Regions from separate parts of the Homo sapiens genome. Here region 1 is linked to region 2. Evidence: read pairs that join two places in POLR2A ChIA-PET (ENCODE). Cell type or tissue: MCF 10A. All regions are shown on one strand. Each heading gives the region's core, and the rest is flanking DNA. Links, peaks and the distances in the headings are about the cores only. Region 1 holds the start of LINC00111 (long intergenic non-protein coding RNA 111). Region 2 has its middle 35 kb from the start of PCSEAT.

Region 1 (10,213 bases), core at 1,374-9,373, 63 kb after region 2:
CTTTAGTCTTGGTGGGTTTGGCGGGAGGAGCATTTGACGCTGCCACTTCTTCTGCCCAGTGGGTGAACCAGCGGCTGTGCTGTGGCCTGAGTCCAGGCCAGAAAGATGTAGAAAGCTATGAGGGCACTAGTTGGCAAGGTCAGTGGGAAGCAGCTGGAAATGACAAGTTGGGCGCTGGGAGATTTGTTCAGAATGTGGAGACTGAGCTGTGCCAACAGAGTGCGTGTAGAGAGGTGCCTGACCACGCTGCCGCAACGGGGTCCTTCTGTATTTCATGGTGTGGCTCTAATTCTCTCAGCATTTAGCAATGCATTTTTATATTCGTAATAAGACCTTTGGGCCACGGTGAGCTAAAAAATAAAATGAAAGTGCATGTGAAATAAGAAGTTAACTTATTGGATTTCTGTTCCTCCAGAAAGTTGATTATGATGTCTACTTACACAAAATGTTTGTGAACATTTACCATTTGCGGTAAATGCAGTGACATCACCAAGCACATGAAAAGCAGAAGAAACAGCAGCATCAACCTCAAAAGCTGGTAACTCTTTTCAGGCAGCCAAAGACAGTGACTGACGCCTGCAGCCGTGTCACTCGGGGACTTTTCTTGTAGATCAAATGTCAGTGCTCATTAATTTCCTTCTTTGTCAACTTTGAGTTTTCTTATGAATTTACTCGATGACGTGATAGCTGTTATTGTGTTACCTCCATGAGCCCAATTTCACAAGACAGTTAAGTGATATGGATGTAATATGTGTATTATCAGATGCTTCCAACAGAAAAGCTCATTCAGTTAATTTGAATAATGACTTAATTTTTATTCAAATCATTAAATAAATGTAAAGCTTTTATTAAAAACAATTATTATTGTTTTAATTATTAGCAATTATTAAAAGCAAGTTTGCAAACAGAAAGACTATTTAAATTTCTTACCACAAAAGAAAGAGAGAAACTGAATAAAACGCATAATGTCTACCCAAATAGTGTATGAGAATAACTTTGGAATTCTAAAATTGCTTCTTGGAGCATCTCAATTTATGAAACAGATTTTTGCTAGAGCTCATATTTTAATAGTATGTATGTTTATTATATATGAGAATGGAATGAAATTGAAAAGGCCTGTGATTTTTAGCACATAAATTTGATAAAACATTCAAAGGAATTATACATGAAAAAAGCCTATTTGACTCATTTTGCCCTATAAAGACATTTATGAAAGACTTTGGATTGAACTCAGAACACAGGACCTGTGACAATATCTGGGTGAAATATTGACCTTTTCATTAGAAAATACTGAGACTGTCTTCCCCTGAGCAGAGTCAGCTCAGATCTTACCTCTACAGCTGCTCATTCATCTGACAACCTCAGGGTCTACAGAGAAGATTCCACTTAGCTGGTCGGCAAACTCAAATTCATTAGCCACAAAAATGTCTTCTTGGAGAGGATTCCAGGCAATTTTATGAAAGATTAAAATAAGGCAATTCTGAAAATAGCACATTCTTCTGAAAAATGCCACTAATGGCAATAGAAACAAATAAGGCTTAAAAACTGATTGAAGAATGTGAATAGGTATCAAGAAAAATTATTCAGGCCGGGCACGATGGCTCACGCCTGTAATTCCAGGACTTTAGGAGGCCAAGGTGGGAGATCTCTTGAACCCAGGAGTTTGAGACCAGCCTGGGCCACATAGGGAGACACTATCTCTATAAAAATAAAAATGAAAAAATTAGCTGGGCATAGTGGTGCATGCCTGTGGTCCCAGCTACTCGGGAGGCTGAGATGACAGAATTGCTTGAGCCTGAGAAGTCAAGGCTGCAGGGAGCTGAGATCACGCCCCTGCACTCTAGCCTGGGCGACAGAGCTGGACTATGTCTCAAAAAAAAAAAATAATAATAATTATGCTTGTAATTGCTTTTTAATATCCAGATAATCAATACAACAAAGAAGGCATTTGTTTTTTGCTTTAATGTAAACATATGTTATTTTTTACTTTTTGAAAGAGCATTTAATTTTTTCTCTCCAATTACAATTTTCACTTTACTAGAAACAAAAATTACACACCCCTAGAGTATTTTCCCCTTGTCCTTATATACCAAGATATTTCAGTGGAAATTTATTTTTCTTCAGCTTCATTGAGTTATAATTTATATCCAACAAAATCCACCTATTTTAATTTAGCAATTGGTAGCTGTAGTGTAACCATCACCACAATCAAGAAATAGAACATTTTCATCACTCTAAAAAGTTTTCTTTTGACCCTCCCCTGAGCCCTGACCCCAATTACTAATAATCTCGAAAGCATCGAAAGCATCTTTTAAACAACGTAATTGAGGTATAATTGCCATATAATAAACTATACATGTTTAAAGTGTGCAACTCACATGTGTTGACACATGTGCAAGTCTTGAACATGTGCTCAAGATGTTCAGCATCAACAACAAGATAGTCAGCATATGCCTCCTTCCATTGTGTGGTTATACTGCAGTTCCTTTATCCATCTCACCCATTGATGGACATTTGGGTTTTTTCTATTTGTAGCTATTACAAATAAAGCTGCTATGACTTTTGCTTATTTATGCAAAAGTCTTCACTTGGGCACAGACTTTTCTCTTGGATAAATACCTCGGAGCAGAACAATGGGGTCATGTGGTAGCTGTGTGTTTAATTGTCAAGAAACCGTCAGTTTTCTTTTTTCTTTCTTTTTTTTCTTTTTTTTTTGAGACAGAGTCTGGCACTCTCGCCTGGGCTGGAGTGCAGTGGCGCCATCTCGGCTCACTGCAGGCTCCGCCTCCCGGGTTCACGCCATTCTCCTGCCTCAGCCTCCCGAGTAGCTGGGACTGTTTTCTAAAGCGGTTGTACCATTTTACATTCCTAACCACAGGGTGTGAGAGTTCTGGTCTCTACACATCCTCGCCAACACTTGGTGTGGGAGCTCTTCTTGCAGTTATTCTAAGCTGCTTGTAGTAATAGCCACTGTAGTCTTAATTTGTGTTTCCTTAATGACTGATGCTGCTGAATCTCTTTTCATGTGCTATTTACCATTTCTATATGGTGGGTGAAGTATCTATTCTTTTCTCTTTTTTTTATTTTTATTTTTTGAGACGGAGTCTCACTCTGTCACCCAGGCTGGAGTGCAATGGCGCGATCTTGTCTCACTGCAACCTCTGCCTCCTGGGTTCAAGTGATTCTCCTGCCTCAGTCTCCTGAGTAGCTGGGATTACAGGCACCTGCCACCATGCCCGGCTAATTTTTGTATTTTTAGTAGAGATAGGGGTTCATCATGTTAGTCATGCTGGTCTCAAACTCCTGACCTCAGGTGATCCACCCACCTCAGCCCCTCAAAGTGCTGGGATTACAGGTGTGAGCCACTGTGCCTGGCCTATTCTCTTCTTTTTTTAAAAAATTAGGTTCTTTGTTTTCTTACTGTTGAGTTTCAAGCAATCTTTATCTATATGGCTACAAGTCATTTATCAGATGGGTGATTTGCAAGTATTTTCTCCTGTGGTTTGTCTTTTCATTCATTTATCAATGTCTTTCAAAAGCAGAAGAACCTCTTCACTTTGACAAAGTCCAATTTATGGTTTTAGTTTTTGTTTTTAAACATCGAATACTTTTGATGTTGTCTCTAAGAAATCTTTGCTGGCCGGGTACCATGGCTCACGTCTAGAATCCCAACACTTTGGGAGGCCGAGGCAGGAGGATGGCTTGAGCCCAAGAATACCAGCCTGGGCAAAAGGGCGAAACCCCATCTCTACAAAAAATACAAAAGAAATTAGCTCGGTGTGGTGGCAAGACCATGAGGGAGGGGCCGTAGGGAGACGCAGGGGCATAATGGCAAGTGGTTAATTCTAGCAGCCTAAGAGGTAAAGTAAACAGGAAACCGTTGAGGTGGTGTTCAGGGCCACAGGAGAGACTGGAACACTGGCCAAATGCTTGGCTCTGTTAGAGTGAGCAGAATAAAAGCAGGCCGGAAAAAGCAAGTCAGAACTTTGGCGATTTCTGTCACTATCAGGAGGCACTGGACTGCAAGTCACAGAATAAACTCATCCACCGTGACTTAAACACGTAGGGACTGTCCTTCTCCCATCACAAGAAGACTAGAGCCATGTCTCTGCTGGGGGCTTCTGAGGTTCACGTTGTCAGAGCCAGGATGTCAGCAGTTCTTGGATCTTTTGTCAAGGCCATCTCTGAGTCACCTCTGTCTGCAGGGGACTGTGGGATGGTGAGTGTTTAGCTCTCCATCCTCTGGATGGAAGCAGGCAGGGGAGAAGAAGGTTGGGGAGGGTGCTGGGTTAGCCACCCATGTCCACCCTGAGCATGCTGGGGGCCAGGCACGCAGCTTCTGCAAGACAAGCGTGGTCCCGAGCCCACCTGGAAATCTGGGAGCTGGCAAGTGTTCCCTGAATTCCTGCCTCCCTGCTTCTCCATCGGCAGCATTGCTCACCGCATTCTTGTTGTAACCTGTCTCGGCTGTGAGCTCTGGGCGTTTGCTTCCTTCCTGGGTAGCTGCCAGTCTGAATTATTTATGAACCTAAGGTACACACTGATGGCATTCCAACAAAGGCCACCAAAGGGAGCAGCCTGTCTGTAACCCTGAAGCTTAGCACACAGCGAAAAGGACTCAGATAAAACTGTAAGCTTCCTCTGCAGGGAAGAGGAAGGACTGGACTTCTCCAGGGCAGGCGGAGGCACCAGAAGCAAACCTGTTCCTGCTTCCCTCCGTTTTCCAGGTGCCTTAGGGTGACTGCGGTAACTGGGAGCTGAGCACTGATGGGCAATGGGGCAAGAACTGGGCCATGTGCCTCGGGGTCCCAGCACACAGGCCAGCCCCTGAGGGTAGGAACGAGAGCCCAGACTCTGGAGGCAGGCAGACCAGGGTTTATGCCCTGGCAATTCCTGATGGGGCCGAGGATCTTCACCTCTTTGTGCTTCAGTTTCTCTATCTGGCCAGTGGGGTTGCTGTGAGGATTAAATGCAGCCGTCCCTGTGTGGTAGATTGTTTGCAACAACAACAAAAAAATGGCCACAATTGTTCCACTCCCTGAGTTCACACCCCCTTGCAATGTGACTTAACAGCAACTCTCACGGAGAGGCGGAGTCTCTTCCACACCCTGGAATCTGGGCGGGCCTGTGACTCACGATGGCCAATAGAATGCCCTGCAAGTGACGTCATGCCCTTCCGAGCCTTGCAGCTTCTGCTGGTGGGAAGGCCGATGGCAGAGCCCAGGGAAGTTATGTAACGGGCCCAGCTAATGAGTGGCAGAGGCCAGAGGGCTTGGCCTGCAGAACTGTCTAAGGCCAGAGGCCGTCCATACACTCCGTCTCCTGAAGGGGAAGCGGGCTCTTCTCAGATGCACAGGGACAATGTGAAAATCCTGTCCTCAGATTGAGAGGCTGTTTCGTGGGCACCGAATTCGGGGTCAGGAAAGCAGCCTGCATCCACGAGTATCCTCGGGTTACTAAGTGGGGCCAGTGGCTCCAGGTGTAACCCATTTAAGTTTGCCAGACAGCCGGGATGTAAGGAATGCCCTAATGATTCCCCTTTCCCCCCCACGGAAAGTGGGCAGTGGGGTCTGGGAAGGGGTTTGGGAAGGGGTCTGGGGAGTGGGATGAGGTTGGGACTAACTCTTGTTGGCTTTCCTTACAGAAGGGGTAGCTGGAGTGTTTCAGGTCTATTTGCTTGTTTTGTGTTTTTCAATTTCGGGTTTTTTTTTTTTTTAAGACAGGGTCTTGCTATGTTGCCCAGGCTGGTCTAACTCCTGGATTCAAGCGATCCCTCCACCTCAGCCTCCCAAGTAGCTGGGACTACAGGCATGAGCACCTGCACCTGCTTGTTTTTTTGTTTTTTTGAGATGGAGTCTCACTCTGTCACCCAGGCTGGAGTGCAGTGGTGTGATCTTGGCTTACTGCAACCTCTGCCTCCTGGGTTCAAGCGATTCTCCTGCCTCAGCCTCCCAAGTAGCTGGGACTACAGGTACGTGCAACTATGCCCAGCTAATTTTTTGTATTTTTAGTAGAGATGGGGTTTCACTGTGTTAGCCAGGATGGTCTCGATCTCCTGACCTCATGATCCACCCACCTCAGCTGCTTGCTTGTTTTTAATATATCCTTGCTCCCTGTCTTTCACAAAAGATGCTTTTTGCGGGCAGCTGATGTTCTGTAACTTCTTGTGAGTCTACCGCAAGCATGCCTGTGTATGTGGGAGGAGGAGGTGAAAACGGCCCAGCAGCTTCCCCTGTGATCACAGAATGGGCACCAAACTCTCCATCGGGAAAAACAGCCCTGGGGACTCCACCTTGAGCTTATGCATTGGGGCTTGGGGCCACCAGATAGTTCTATTTTGTTTTTAAAATCAGCCAATGGCCAAAATGCCAAAGCAAAGACAAAAGGTCCCCAAAGCTGCCATTGCTCATCTCCTATTAGTCTTTAAATCTGGAAAAAAAAAAACAAAACAAACAAAAACCACGGGAATAAAGCATACACGGAAGTGTTGGCAGCTTGCACACTCAGCCATGAGATCCCAACCTGAAACACCCATGTCTGTCCCAACGGATTTAGCCTCCTTTAACCAGGGCCTCCCGGAGATCTAGGTTTGCAAACTCCTTGGAGCCCTCCTGGCCCTGGATTCAGCAGCCTCTCCATAGTTCTGGCCTCTGGTATTTGGCAAAAAGCCTAAAACAAAACAAACAAACAAACAAACCTGCTCTGCAACTGCCCAGAGACAAAAGCTGTTTCGCTGTGAGTCTCAGGCTGCTCTGCGTAGCTCTGAAAGGGCAGGTGACAGTCTTTGTTTTTAGCATAGTTGCATGTTTCCAGCACAATCTCGTCAATGGCTTATGTGGTAAGTAGGTGCTCAACAAAGGTGTCAGTTAACTGAAGAACCCCCTGGACCAGTGTGAGAATCTCCAGGAGAGCTCCCTAAGGCACAGATGGCTGAGCCTTGCCCTAGATTCCGTGGGTCTGGAGAAGGGCCCTGGAATGTGCATTTGTCACAAGTTCCAGGTGATGCTGGTGCCGCTGGCTGGGGACCCCACTTTGCGAACCGCAGGCAGAGTGGATAGAAGCCTGTCTCCAGTGCCAGACGGCCCGGCTCCACAGGACAGCTCTGTAGTACTCAACTTCCTCCTGCCTCGATTTCCTCATCAGTAAAATTGAGGGAATTATAATGCACACGCCGCCTGGTAAATGACGCATAAATGTTATTTAAAACATAAGGAAGCACACAGAAAAGAGAGAACAAAAGTGAAACTCCTCACCGCTCTGTTTCCCTCCTTTCCCTTCCGCCTCCTCGCCCTGAGCTGGAACGAGGGGGACGTGGAACCCTGGCTCCATGCTAAGACCCCGCTGTGGGCAACCGGCCCTGACCCCCCAAAATAAGCAAATCGCAAGGTCAAATTTAGACTCCCAGGCCCCGGGGCTCCAATGGCTCCAATCCCCTGGACTCACAGAACCCGAAGAGCCAGTTCCTCTGGGCACAGAACAACACGCGTTGGGCACTGACAGGAAGGGAAAGAAAACAGCCTGCGGAGGTATTTCCAGCGTGCCCAGGGCAGCTGGGAGGAGGCTCCACGGCGCCCGGTTCTTCTGTTGGCAGAAGGGTCCAGAATCCCACATCTGTACCTTCCCCGCTGTCACGCGCTTATGCCAGGAACAGCCTGAGCAGGGTGGCCCTCCGGGGTTCCTGGGAGGCAGGGCTAAGGACCCATGGCAGGCCTGGGTGAGCCGCCTGCACGCACTCTGCTCACTCGTGACTCCCCTGCAGAAGCACAGCCTTTCCCGTGCTCCTCAGTTTACCTCCGTTTGCACTAACACGAGGCGGGGGACAAGAACTTTCCTGTACCTCCTTCGCTGGCTCTCTCTCACACAACCCCCACCAGGGCAGCTGAAGAACTCTCAGAACATGAATCAGACCCCAGAGCCACCTTCACATGGTTCAGTGCCCACAAGACACCTCGAGGGCTGCTCGTGAATTAGTCGGGGTCCCTCACCTCATCCCACACCCCTGTTCCCGCCACCTCCCACAGCTGGGGCCCCCAGACATCATCAGCACAGTCACTGCTGCCAGCCTTGACACCTGCTGTTCCCTCATCCGGGAAAGCCCTTCTGCACCTGGACCCCTGGGGAGCCCCCAGCACCAGACTCTGGGGCACCTGGACCCCTGCAGGGCCCCCAGCGCCAGCCTCTGGGACAGCCTCTGCCGGTCAGTGGCTTCTCTCTGGTCTCCCGCCATGTGCTGTGTCCGTGGCTGTCTACAGAAGTAGACACAATCTCCGGCCACCTCAGTTTTCTCAGTACCCCGATCACAATGTAGAAATGACCTGCTTTGTGTCTGGCCCTCACCAGACTCCGAGCCCCTCGGAGCAGGGTCAGTGCCTCCACGGTGAGCCTTCTATTCCCCGCTCTGGCAGGCCCAGAAACTCCAGCCTCATGCAATTTGAGCACCTCACCGACGCAGCGCTCCAGGGCACGGGCTCTGGGCCCCAACTACCTTGGCCCAAGCTCCAGCCTCGCCGAGCAGCTGAGGCAAGTCCTTTCACCTCGTGGTGCCTCTGATTCCTTATCTGCAAAATGGGTACAACCTCTGACTCAGAAGGCTGAGAGGTTTTGTAGGTCTCTCACCCTGCCTGGCACGGGCACACCCATGAGGCTGAGGCACAAACCAGAAAATCTGCTTCTCCTGGGTGAGAAGAATGAATGTCAGGCAGCCCAGAGAGTGACCCGCACAGCATCTTGGCCTGCAGACAGGCGGATTATCAGAAGGAAGCAGGGAGGCCGCACTGGGACGGAGAGGCAGGGGCGCCGGGGCGGAGAGGCAGGGGCGCTGGGATGGAGAGGCGGCAGCTGTCAAGGCTCACCGTTCCCGCGCCATCACTTTCTGCTTCTGCTCTGAGATGTTCCGCCTCCCACCGTCTCACTGGAGGCCTCCAGACCTGCTCTCCTCAGCTGGACCGCTCTTCCCTGAACAGGATTCCCCCCCAGCACACACGCCCAGGCCTGGCACATCCAGGCTTCCCCAGAGGCAGAGCCAGCCAGCCCATGTACAGGGCCTGACCTCTGCCCAGACATGTGTAGGTTTTGTAGCTTGACTTTCTGAAAGCAATGGTATTCTCCACTTTTCTTCTCGGTGGCCAGGGGTGGGGTGGGGAGTCCCCTCACTGTCACCATCTCGTCCCCTGTGCTATCTTCAGAAGGCATCCAACACTTGCGAGTGTTTTAAATAAAAAACCAGGTCCACCCACTGCAGACAAGCAGTTTAGACAGAGGCTGTCCTCACCCACCTGCTCACCGAGGTATCAGACAATGCCCTGTGGCCCCCACAGGGTGCTGACCGTGTTAATTTCATCCATTTTCTTAAGGCTCCAGAAATGGATTTGGGAGCTGAGATCAGTCAAAAGGCATGTATCTAACATACACACAACCACACACACACTCATTCATGCATACACAGACACACACATAGGTACACACGTGCACACACACACGCACACACGTCACAGACCCAAACAATAAAGACACAGATTTGTTTGGTTTCTTACATCATTTTTGCTTCAGGTTTTCACACAATAAAGGCTATGTTAAGCTGAAAAAAATAAGATTAAAGGTAACCTACTGGTCTTTACGTGTGTGTGTGTTCATAAACACAAGTGCATGTGTGAGCACCTCTACTCAGAAACCCACTGAAAATAAAGAAAATAATGATAGAAGAAATCAATGACTCTCTAGCTGTAGCTCTGAGGGCAGTTCAGAAAAATGATCTTCACCTGCCGCAGAGTAGAGCTGGAGGCTGCATAGGAGACGTCATTCCCAGCATCCGATTTCTAAGACATGAGCCCACATAGGACTCCTGTGCACACTTCGGCCTTGTGAGAATCAGCATGAGGGCCGCCCCAGCACAGGTGCTGCTCCCATGGGGAAGAAGCTTCCTCCCCGAGGCTGAAGAAGGGGCCCACAGCCTCCGGTAGCGGCCAGCTGCAGATGTCTGCAAAAGCAGCGCCCACTTGGGCCTGCCGACCTTGAAGTCAGACAGGCCAGTGACACTAGTCAGTCATCACTGGCCATATTGACTTGGGCCAGTCTCCAAATTTCCCACAGCTGTAGTTTTCTCACCTTGACAAAGCTATTTCATCACCTCGCTGCTGTTTTGGAGCTGGGGTGACAGCAGCCGGTTGTTGAAATGGCTGCGCAGATGGAAACCATGTTGGTCAAGCCCTGACTT
Region 2 (10,213 bases), core at 1,555-9,554:
GAGACATAGCACTTTCAGCCAGCAGGGGACAGTGTGGTACACGTCTACGTGTCCAGTCCCCTAGGTCCTCGGTCCCCTAGCAGATAGAAGGTCCAGACCAACCGCCACAGTTGTGTATTGAGAAAGTCTGGGGGGTGCTTGGGGAGTTTGATTGTTACTTTCTTAGAGGCGATTGTCAATGGTAGAAGGAACACAAGGACTTCAGGTGATTTAAATCCTCTGCTTTCTAAAAAGGATTGATTCCCTGTTTCATGGTCCAAATTACAGGAATGCGCTGAGAACTCCTCATGGGAGGATGTTAACAGTCTTGTGCAATATAAAGGGTCATTAGAAAGTAAAAAAGGAGGCCGGGCGCGGTGGCTCACGCCTTTAATCCCAGCACTTTGGGAGGCCGAGGCGGCTGGATCAGGAGGTCAGGAGTTCGAGACCAGTCTGGCCAACAAAGTAAACCTGGTCTCTATTAAACATACAAAAAAATTGGCTGAGTGTGCTGGTGTGCGCCTGTAATCCCAGCTACTTGGGAGGCTGAGGCTGAAGAATCACTTGAACCCGGGAGGGGGAGGTTGCGGTGAGCCGAGATCGCGCCATTGCACTGCAGCCTGGGCAACAAGAGCGAAACTCCGTCTCAAAAAGAAAAAAAGAAAGAAAAAGAAAAGAAAGTAAAAAAGGAGAGATAACAGGATGGGGGCAGTAAGCCAGGAGCAAAGAGAAAAAATGAGAATGGGGTTCATGAGTTAAGGAGGGAATTAAGGTGCATGCAATAAATTATAAATTATACAAAAGTAAGTTGTTGTAGGTGAGCCACCTCAAGAAGAAAGGTCTTAAGTGTAATTCCAGGTCGTGAGAGCTGGACAGTCCCTGTTAGCTTTGCCAGGATGGATGTCTGCTGGGACATCTCAGAAACTTCTCCGAGGCCTGTCTGTTTACTTTTGTTTATATTTGTCTAATTATCTTTGTTTAGTGAGTATTACAAAAGCATGACTTACAAGACAATGTCTTCCCTCCTCTCCCAGGGAATCCGCCCTTGCAGCGTTTGTGGGTAGCCAAGGCTCAGCTGACCACTGCAGACAGCCTCCACCTCCCATACAGAACATACTCCTGAGCAAACAGGTGCAACCACTGAAGCCCACACCACATCCAGAGAGTTGTTTAAAAAGAGAAGACTCAGAATTCTCACTCACCTTTTAGATGCCATTCTCTCAGATACAGCAGCTTCATCCCTTTCTTTCCTTCTGGGCTTCCCCTTCTGAACAGCCTCCTGTGCTGGTGTTGAAGCCCAAGGAGCGACCTCTCGAGGGTGCTCAATGGGTGTCCTTCTGCCTCAGGATTCCACTTGTGCCTTAAGTGTATACGACGGTGTGTTTTATTGCACTGTGTTTTATATCACCTTAATTTTTCAATCACATCTGGAGGCACTCTGCGTCCTGTGCAAAGGGGGTTGGGAGTCTCAGTGTAAGGCGGAAGGTGCAATGGCCACAGGCAAGATGGAGGCCCTGGGCATGGCACCTTCTCTCCAGCTTTGGCAACAAGTGCCAGTTCCTCAAGACTGTGAGGTGCAGCCCAGCAGCTGGGGCTCCATCACATCAGTTACACATGGCAGCTGGGGCTCCACCACATACATGTTATGCATGGCAGTGGGGGCTCTGCCACCACATATTATGCGTGGACTGGTCTGGTTCTCTGCATTGTGAAGATGCACCGACATGCACTCATGACCGCTCACATCAACCGGAAGGTAAGTGTCTCTCTGTGATTCCTGTTTGCTAGAAACCAGCATATCCTGAGTGCAGGACAAACACCTGGGCTCAGAACTGAAGCTTCCAGAGGAGGGAGCTCTCTCCCCCGTCTTGACTGGTGTAGCCACACCTGCCACATCTGCCTAAGAAGGAGGTCATGCAGTCTGCTGTGGACATCCAGAAACACAGATCCTGAAGACAAGGCAACGCCCCTTCTCAGGGAATAAAGGGGGCAGGCGGTAGAACTCCCGACGCCCACCTCTCATCCCATTTAGACATGTGCTCAGTATCCTTAGGTATTCCTGAGGGTGACATGAACTGTTCTCTGCCTTTGTCTGGGGCATTGCAACAATAAAAGAGGCATTTTCTTTTCTTTTCTTAGCAAAACTGGCCCCTGCCAAATGCCTTGAGTTCAGTTGTTCAAATCCCTGCCTTCCTGAAGTGCTGAAGGGGCTGAGTGTGAGCAAAGCAAGGATTGGAGGTCGAGCTCTCTAGGGCTGCGGACATTTGGGAGAATATTTGGGTGGGAAGAATGAACAGCGTCACTCAGAACTAACGGCAGGGGGCAGTGTGGCTCCACAGTCCATCACAGGGCACCCCCCCGCCCCACCGACCCCGACAGTGCCCACAGCCCCTGCCATCCAACCAGGGCTGGGCCTCAGCCTGGGGGACAGCTTCTGTGTAGTTTGGTTCAGAATGTGTCCTCATAAGAAAGGCGGCACCTCCCAGATTCCTTCCCTGCCCTCTGCCGGGAAGTCTTACTGCCAAAACACCCAGGAATGTGTGTCTGCCTCCAGCAACTTTAGCTGCAGGGGCTGGACCTGGCTTTGATGCTGCGGCAGCTGATGGGATCCTGGAGCACAGTGTGGGAAGCTGGCTCCTTAGGCCTGGGAACAAGCCCAGGCAACCGGGCTGGGACTCGCTCTGCCTGGCTGCCTCTCCTACAGCGTGCGTGAACGGGAGGCCAGGATGGCCACAGGCCCCAGGAAACGCAGATCTCATGGGAAGAGGTTGCAGTTTCAGCTTCTGGCTGTGGATGCTCCGGGCAATTTCATGCATTTCCATGAGTTCAGAGAATGGAAGCTCCCCTGGCCCCTCCCTACCACTCTTTGTAAATCAGCTCGCTCCTTCTGTTCATTCATCCGCTCATTCATCCATTCCGCACACGTGCCTTATTGAATCCCTGCTATGACCAGGCACAGGGTTAGATACTCCATGGAGACCAGACCAGTCTTAGCCTCTGCACTGATGAACTCAACCCAGAAGACACACGAAAAGATAAGCCACGGTGTGACGGGCGGACGACAGAGCCTGCGCCGAGACACGGGCACTTCAGCTTGATATGTGGAGAGTGTCGGCTGCAAACCTCCCTGGTCTCTGCCGCCAGACGCATGCCAAGATGGCCTGATTACACTGGGGAAATTTCGAATGGGCCATTGAAATGCGTGGTGTGATTGTTGCCATGGATTTTACGGTCTGGTGGCCTGTTCCGTGCTGGTCAGGCTGACGTCTGTGCTTGGCACAGCATGGTGAGAGACAGGCAGGTGTGGTTGATGCCTCTGGGAGGGAGCACATAATCCAGGAAAGGGGGCAGTAAACCAGGCGATGGGAACTGCAACGGAGCAGAGGCCACGGGAGAAGCCCCAGCGGGGAGCACACCTGAGAGGGACAGTGGGAGGAGCGAGGCCTGAAACCGGAGGAGGAGCAGCAGAGCCCCCACAGAGGACAGCGGAAAGGAGACCTGAGTGGGGAAGAGCTCGGCTCCTTCCAGTCCCCCAGGGACCCAGGTTGGGGCAGAGGGGCCATCGGGCCTGTAACCTTGCAGTGCCATCATGGCCCTGGGTAGAGTTTGGGTCTTATTCTAGGAAGCGTGGGGGCTTGGAATGTCCTGGATGCCACCTGTTTCCTGTGTGGCAGGCAGAGTGAAGACCCCACCATTCCACCAAGATGCCTCCACCCTAGCCCTATTCGCCGTGAGTGCATCATATCACATGCAGAGGGGAGTTGGGGTTGCAGGTGGAACTGGATTGGTGAACACCACCCTTAACCTAAGGAGGAGATCCTGGGGGATCCCGCAGGCCCAGAGTCCTCACAGTGTTCTTAAAAGGGAACTAGCAGCCAGAAGTGTGGCAGTGAGGACCTGATCCAACGTCATTGGCTTTGAAGAGGGAGGAAGGGCCCATGGGCCTAGAAATGAGGACAGCCCCTGGAAGCTGAGAAAGGCGAGGAACAGATTCTGCCCTGGATCCTCCAGGAGGAGCCGGCCCTAGGTCTTAGCCCAGTGAGACCCGTCACAGACTCCCGACCTCCAGCAATGCATTAAATATGCTGTTCATGCTGCTGAGTTTGTGGTCGTTTGCAGGAAGCTGATACACCCTGGCACAAACTCCTTCTCCTCATCTACACTTTAGCACAGAGCCGTTAAATAAATGCATGTGCCTATGAACAGGTGCATTCCAACAGCCCTCAGGCCCTGCGTGTGTGGGTGACGGTGGAGTGACAGGAATGCAAGACACAGAGTGGTCTGTGCAGCCTCCTCCCCCGCACTCAGTGCAGGGTGGGCAAGGGGGATGCTGGCGGGTCCACCGTGTCCAACAGGGAGCAGGCGGCATCTCTAGCCAGGCTCGGGGCCACAGTGGGGGAGTGGGGTTTCAGAGTGAGGCAGATCTGGATCTAAATCACCTTTACAGAATGGCTTTTGCCACATAAGGTCACATATTCACAAGTCCCAGAGATTAGAACAGGCACATTTTGGGGGCCATGATTCTGCTCATCCATATAGAGAACCCCCTTATTATTTTTCACAGGTAAATAGTATTTTATAGTGGGGGAGTTCTGTAAAGGTTTAGCTACTCCTCTATTAAGAATATTTGGCTTCTGGCCAGGGGCTCACATCTGTAATCCCAGCACTTTGGAAGGCTGAAGCCAGAAGATTATTTGAGGCCAGGAGTTTGAGACCAGACTGGGCAACATAGCAAGACACTGTACTTAAAAGATATTTTAAAGAATTTTTTTTAATTAGCCAAATGTGTTGGTGCGCACCTGTAGTCCCAGCTACTTGGGAGGCTAAGGTGAGAAGATTGCTTGAGTCAGTGAGTTCGAGGCTTCAGTGAGCTGTGACTCCTGCCATGGCACTCCAGCTCCAGCCTGGGCAACAGGGAAAGACCCTGTCTCAAAGAAAAGAAAAAGGAATATTTGGCTTCTTTCCAGTCTTTCACCATTATTTAAAATGCCACAAGAAATCATCTCATGCACAATATCATTTTGCACATGTGCAAACAGAGCTGGAGGGCAGATTCCCAGAAGCATAAGCGTCTGGTCAAAAGGTGGATATGCATTCATAGCTTTGCTGGAAATTGCCACTTTGCCTCCAATTTGTACTCTGCCAGCAATATGTGAAAGTATCTGTTTCCCCACTGCCTGCCTAAGGGAGTGTATGTCTCACTTTTGTGTTGTTGCCAATCCAGAAGAAGCATATTGCGTAGACTTTCATTTGAGACTCCATCTTTCTGTGTGGTTTGGCAGAAGACTGGGGGAACATTCTTATACTGGCTCTAAATGGAATGCAAGGATACTGCATTAACTTATGACTCAGTAAAGTAATTTATTTTGGGGAGCTAAAATAATCAGTTTGCTGCTTTCTCATGATTTTTAACTTGAAGCAACATGAAACTGGGAAAATAAAAATGGATAGCAAGACTTTTAGACAATGTCTGTTCAGTGATGTTTCAAACATATTTTTGGCAGGAACTAGAAATCAGTCCATGTAGCCCAAGAATGATGCCAATTCCATATTCTGTGTTGCTGATTATAAAGGAAGCAAAATGTTCCAGTAAGCAGATGCAAAAGCAGCCATCAGCTCTCAGATACAGGAGCAGATGAGCTGGAGACGTCCTCACGCGAGCACCGGCCGCTCTTCCCCATGCTGTGGGCAGCTTGCCTGTGGGAAAGGCCAAAGATTCCTTAAAAAGAGATTCAAATCTGCTCAAGTGCCAGGATAAGCATTTAATCAGGAGCCCAGCATCCTGCTCCCCAATGAGTGGGGAAGATTTTCTAGGCCTGGAAAGTTTTTAAGAGGTAATGTGCTATTCTTAGTCATAACAAATGAAAGACAACCCACATGTCCAGCCAGGCAGGATGGCCAATGGGCTGTTCAGTTGCCAGCTGCCTTCCCAGCCCTCCGGGACAGAGTCTCCTGTGATTCTGGCAGCATCCCCAGGACAGAGCCCTCAGGACCAAGGTAGAAAGCGCTTGGGCAGGGCAGTGGTCTCCCAGTCAGCAGGCAGACCTCCTGGGACCACGGGGTCAGATGTGGGGCCTGAATGACTCCTGAGTCACAGCCCTGTCCCCTCTGACATCTCCCACTCCAATGCCATGGTCTGGCCACGTGCCTTGGCTTCCCTTCCTACACTTCAGTGGTCTAAGAGGATAATTCCAAGAGCCCCTAATCTAGCTCTGGTCTGCCCCTCGTCTGAAGACTAGATTCCTCCACTCACTGCCTAATACACCTGGGCTCCATCCTGTGAATGAAGTAAGTTGTTCAGAGCTACAGTCAAAGCTGCGAGCGGGAATTCTCACAGCTCCTGGGATCTCTCACCAGTTCCAACAAACTTCCCACCTCTCCAAGTCAGACTAAGCCTGAGATGTGTAACCTTCAGCTTAGTCTGCCTTAAACCAGCATTTCCCAAGCTTACATTTAGAGATCCTCTTTTTAAAAAAATCCTGTGGACTCCTAAGTTTTTGTTAAAGTATTTTTATTTTACTGCTACTTGTATGTGTGGCAACACTAGAGGACTTACAAATATATTACGTTGATAGCTCTTTTAGTTTTTTGTTGTTTTGTTGTTTCTTTTCTTTTCTTTTCTTTTTAGAGACAGTCTTGCTTGTTGCCCAGGCTGGAGTGCAGTGGTGTGATCACAGCTCATTACAACCTCAATCACCTGGGCTCAAGTAAGCCTCCCATCTCAGCCTCCTGAGTAGCTGGGACCACAGGTGTGTGGCACATTACCCAGCCATGATAGGTCTTATGTAAATAAAAATCAAAGAGATTTATCAATGAAATTAGAATACAACACCAATACATTTCAAATTAACAATGTAAGCTTAATTTGATGGATTATGCTATTTTGTTAAAACTGAGTCACCAATGCTGGGTTCACATTTTTAAAATACCCATATTTGTGTTCTATATTTTACTTATAGATTTAGTCCTTTTGATTTTGAGAATAATGACCCTCTTTTGAGTGATGGTTGTTATTATTTCTCTTTTTTAACAAAGAGCTCAGTTTATCCTCTAATCTATTACTTTGATGATCCCGAGAATATGAGTCCACTCAAAAATATAATAAAAATTAACTTGTAGTAAGAAAATCTACACTGTATTTTTTTTCACTAGCCTTATTGTTAATGAGTTGCCGTGGTTTCTAGGAAGAGAGGCAGAATTTACATATGTCGCCTGTCCCTGTAGGAGAGTGGTTCCCCCTGCTGCAGTGCAGGGCAAGACTGTGGGGTCTGCTTTCCCCAAGCGTCATGTCAGGGTGACCAGGGCTTGTTTGATGTGGTAGGCTACACAGCCTTCATTGATTCATTTGGACCAGATGCCAACATGATCATGGCTACCCAGTGTGTGTTTTCCAGTGTTGATCCAGTGAAAGCAGAGTAATGAGGTTGCACGGTGTCCGACCACTGAAGAAGTTCACCCAACGGGTCCAATCATGTATGTAACACACACTCAAGCACATGCGCAGACACACACACACACACACACACACACAGTGTAAACACAGAATGAAAGCACTCAAGACAGCACCATGAGCCGGGCGCGGTGGCCCACGCCTGTAATCCCAGCATTTTGGGAGGCCAAGGCGGGTGGATCACCTGAGGTCGGGAGTTCAAGATCAGCCTGGCCAACATGGCAAAACCTCGTCTCTATTAAAAATACAAAAATTAGCCTGGCATGGTGGTGGTACACATCTGTAATCCCAACTATTCAAGAGGCTGAGGCAGGAGAATCGCTTGAACCAAGACGGTGGAGGTTGCAGTGAGACGAGATTGCACCACTGTACTCAGCATGGGGAACAGAGTGACTGTCTCAAAAAAAAAAAAAAAAAAAAAGACAACACCATGAGATTAACCTGTTTCCAAAAAAGTGTTAAAAACTTTGCCAATAAAGACCTAAAAGTATGACTCATTTGCTGATGCATATAGGACTAAGGAGCGTGCTCAGGACACGGATGGAGGGCTGAGGGCTGTGTTAGGGCCTCTACGAATGTTCATATCCCTCCTTAATTTGTATGTTGAATCCCTAACCCCCAATGTGATGGTACTTGCAGATAGGGCCTTTGGGGGTGGTTAGGTTTAGATGAGGTCAAGAGAGTAGGACCCTCATAATGGGATTAGTGCCCTTATAAGAAGAGAAAGGTCGATCGATCAATCTGTCTCTGTGTATCTATCTATCTATCTATCTGTCTCCGCAAATGCCCCAGAAAAGGCCTTGTGAGAACCTGTGAGAAGGCGGCCGTCTGAAAACCTGGAAGACAGTCCTCTCCAGAACCCAACCACGCTGGCACCCTGATCTCAGACTTCCAGCCTCCAAAACAAAGAGAAAATAAGTGTCTGTAGTTTCAGCCACCTGGACATGGTATTTTGTTAGAGCAGCCTGAGATGGCTAAGACAGAGTATAAACTGGCGCAGTCTTTGGGAGAGCAGGTTAGCAATGTCTAATAAAATTAAAACTCTTCAGATCCATTGATCAGCTTCTGAAATGTTTCCATCATTACACAAAGACATGAAAGCATGTGTACTGTGTATTTATTTGTGTGTGTGTGTGTGTGTGTGTGTGTGTGTGTACTCTCTATTTATTACAGTATGCTTTAGAAGAGCCAAATTTGAAAACAACCTGAACTTCTATCAGCAAAGTTTTTATCACATAAGCTATGGCACATCTACCAGTGGAATACAGTATATGACTTGAAAGAACAAGTCAAGTATTGTACTTATGTGGAAAGACGTTTGAGATATATTGCTATGCACGTTGCAAAATGCTAAATATAACAGCATCCATGGTTGTTTTTAAAAATTAACATCTGCTTTAAAATGTGGAAGAACATACAGCAAATTGTTAAATGATCAGTTTGGGAGGAGGTTTAGGATTATGAAAGATTTTCACTTTCTACTCCATAGAGATCGTGATATGGTTTGGCTGTGTCCCCACCCAAATCTCATCTTGAATTGTAACTCCCACTTCCCACATGTCATGGGAGGAACCCAGATAGGGGGTGATTGAATCATGGGGGCGGGCCTCTCCTGCCCTGTTCTCATGATAGTAAATGAGTCTCATGAGATCTGATGCTTTTAAAAAGGGGAGTTTGCCTGCACAACCTCTCTTACCTTGTCTGCCGCCATATGAGACGTGCCTTTCGCCTTCCACCATGATTGTGAGGCCTCCCCAGCCACGTAAAACCGTAAGTCCAATAAACCTCTTTCTTTTGTAAATTGCCCAGTCTTGGGTATGTCTTTATCAGCAGCGTGAAAATGGACGAATACAGATGGTGAGAAAGCACGATAATTTTTAAATTCTCTATCAGTGTGCACAGGGTGCCAGGCACTATTCTGGGGGCTGGTGATACAGCAGTGATGGAGCCCTACAGGTCCTCACTGCTGTGAGCAGATCTTTCACTGGAGGAGACAGGCAATTAGCACATGGAGGTGTAATGAAGAAAGACAACTGGGTATGGCACTGGAGACTAAAGCGGAGATGAAGGTTTCCGTTCGAGCTGCTTCCTCCACCCTTTCCCACTTGTCTCCAGAGGGAAGGAGGAGAGAGGGCAGATTCCTCCCCGGTGGCAGAACGGGAGGCATCAATTCCAGGCAGGAAGACTGAGGAGCAGGTATCCTGGTTCAGAGAGGTGTCTGTCCAACCCCTATGCTGAGACATGCTCTGTGGTTTGTGGTCTTTGGGGTGGCCACAGGACAGCCATCTCTAAGGGGGCATTTGAGCAGAAACTGAAGGAAGGGCAGGACATAGAAATGTCGGTGTCCAAAAGAAAGTTCCAGGCAGAGAGAACAGGAAATGATGAGTGAATGAATGAACCAGTGAATGGAGGTCATCGCTGGCCAAGGAGCCACACACATGGGTGAGCAAACACCTTGTTCTTCCACCACAAGCCCTGTCTCTCCTGCTATAGCTGTTTAGTAAAGGGGAGGTGACTTCCCTCCCCACCCTGCCCGGTGTCATGGGTCTCAAGTTCATTTCCACCAGGACAGCACTTGGCACCCCCAAGGCCCTCAGCCTGCTGTCCCGTCTGAGCCTCTGCCACTTGCACAAAGGGCAAGGGTGGTGTATGCCCCTCCAGCTCCAGGGTCCTGCTCCTGAGGTGTGTGGGGTGCCAGTTGGGGGCTGCAAGCCTGACTGCCTCCAGCTCAGAGGAAAACCTTTCTCTAACCCACCCAGCTGGCCCCGGAAGTGCCTGGCCACT

The links. Peaks named below come from ENCODE experiments on the same cell type or tissue, not always from the same donor. Only the 100,000 strongest peaks of a DNase experiment are listed, where the experiment ranks them.
Region 1: POLR2A ChIA-PET joins it to region 2 with 37 read pairs; 7 of 35 experiments call an interaction of 5 or more read pairs at or near these places.

Annotation. Positions count from the first base shown.
Region 1 is chr21:41,673,997-41,684,209 of GRCh38, forward strand. LINC00111 (long intergenic non-protein coding RNA 111) reads left to right here and starts at 5,306. Exons shown (of 3, transcript NR_024367.1): 1 at 5,306-5,514. RefSeq lists an enhancer at 5,152-5,301. In MCF 10A, for the core only: no CTCF peak of the experiment used is centred there; DNase peaks (open chromatin) are centred at 4,505 and 5,125.
Region 2 is chr21:41,610,534-41,620,746 of GRCh38, forward strand. No RefSeq gene overlaps it. Among named protein-coding and RNA genes, the nearest start is that of PCSEAT, 35 kb to the left of the region's middle. RefSeq lists enhancers at 1-230, 2,072-2,735, 10,178-10,213. In MCF 10A, for the core only: CTCF peaks have their summits at 1,798 (motif pointing right), 2,312 (motif pointing right) and 2,511 (motif pointing left); DNase peaks (open chromatin) are centred at 1,848, 2,568, 5,158 and 5,818.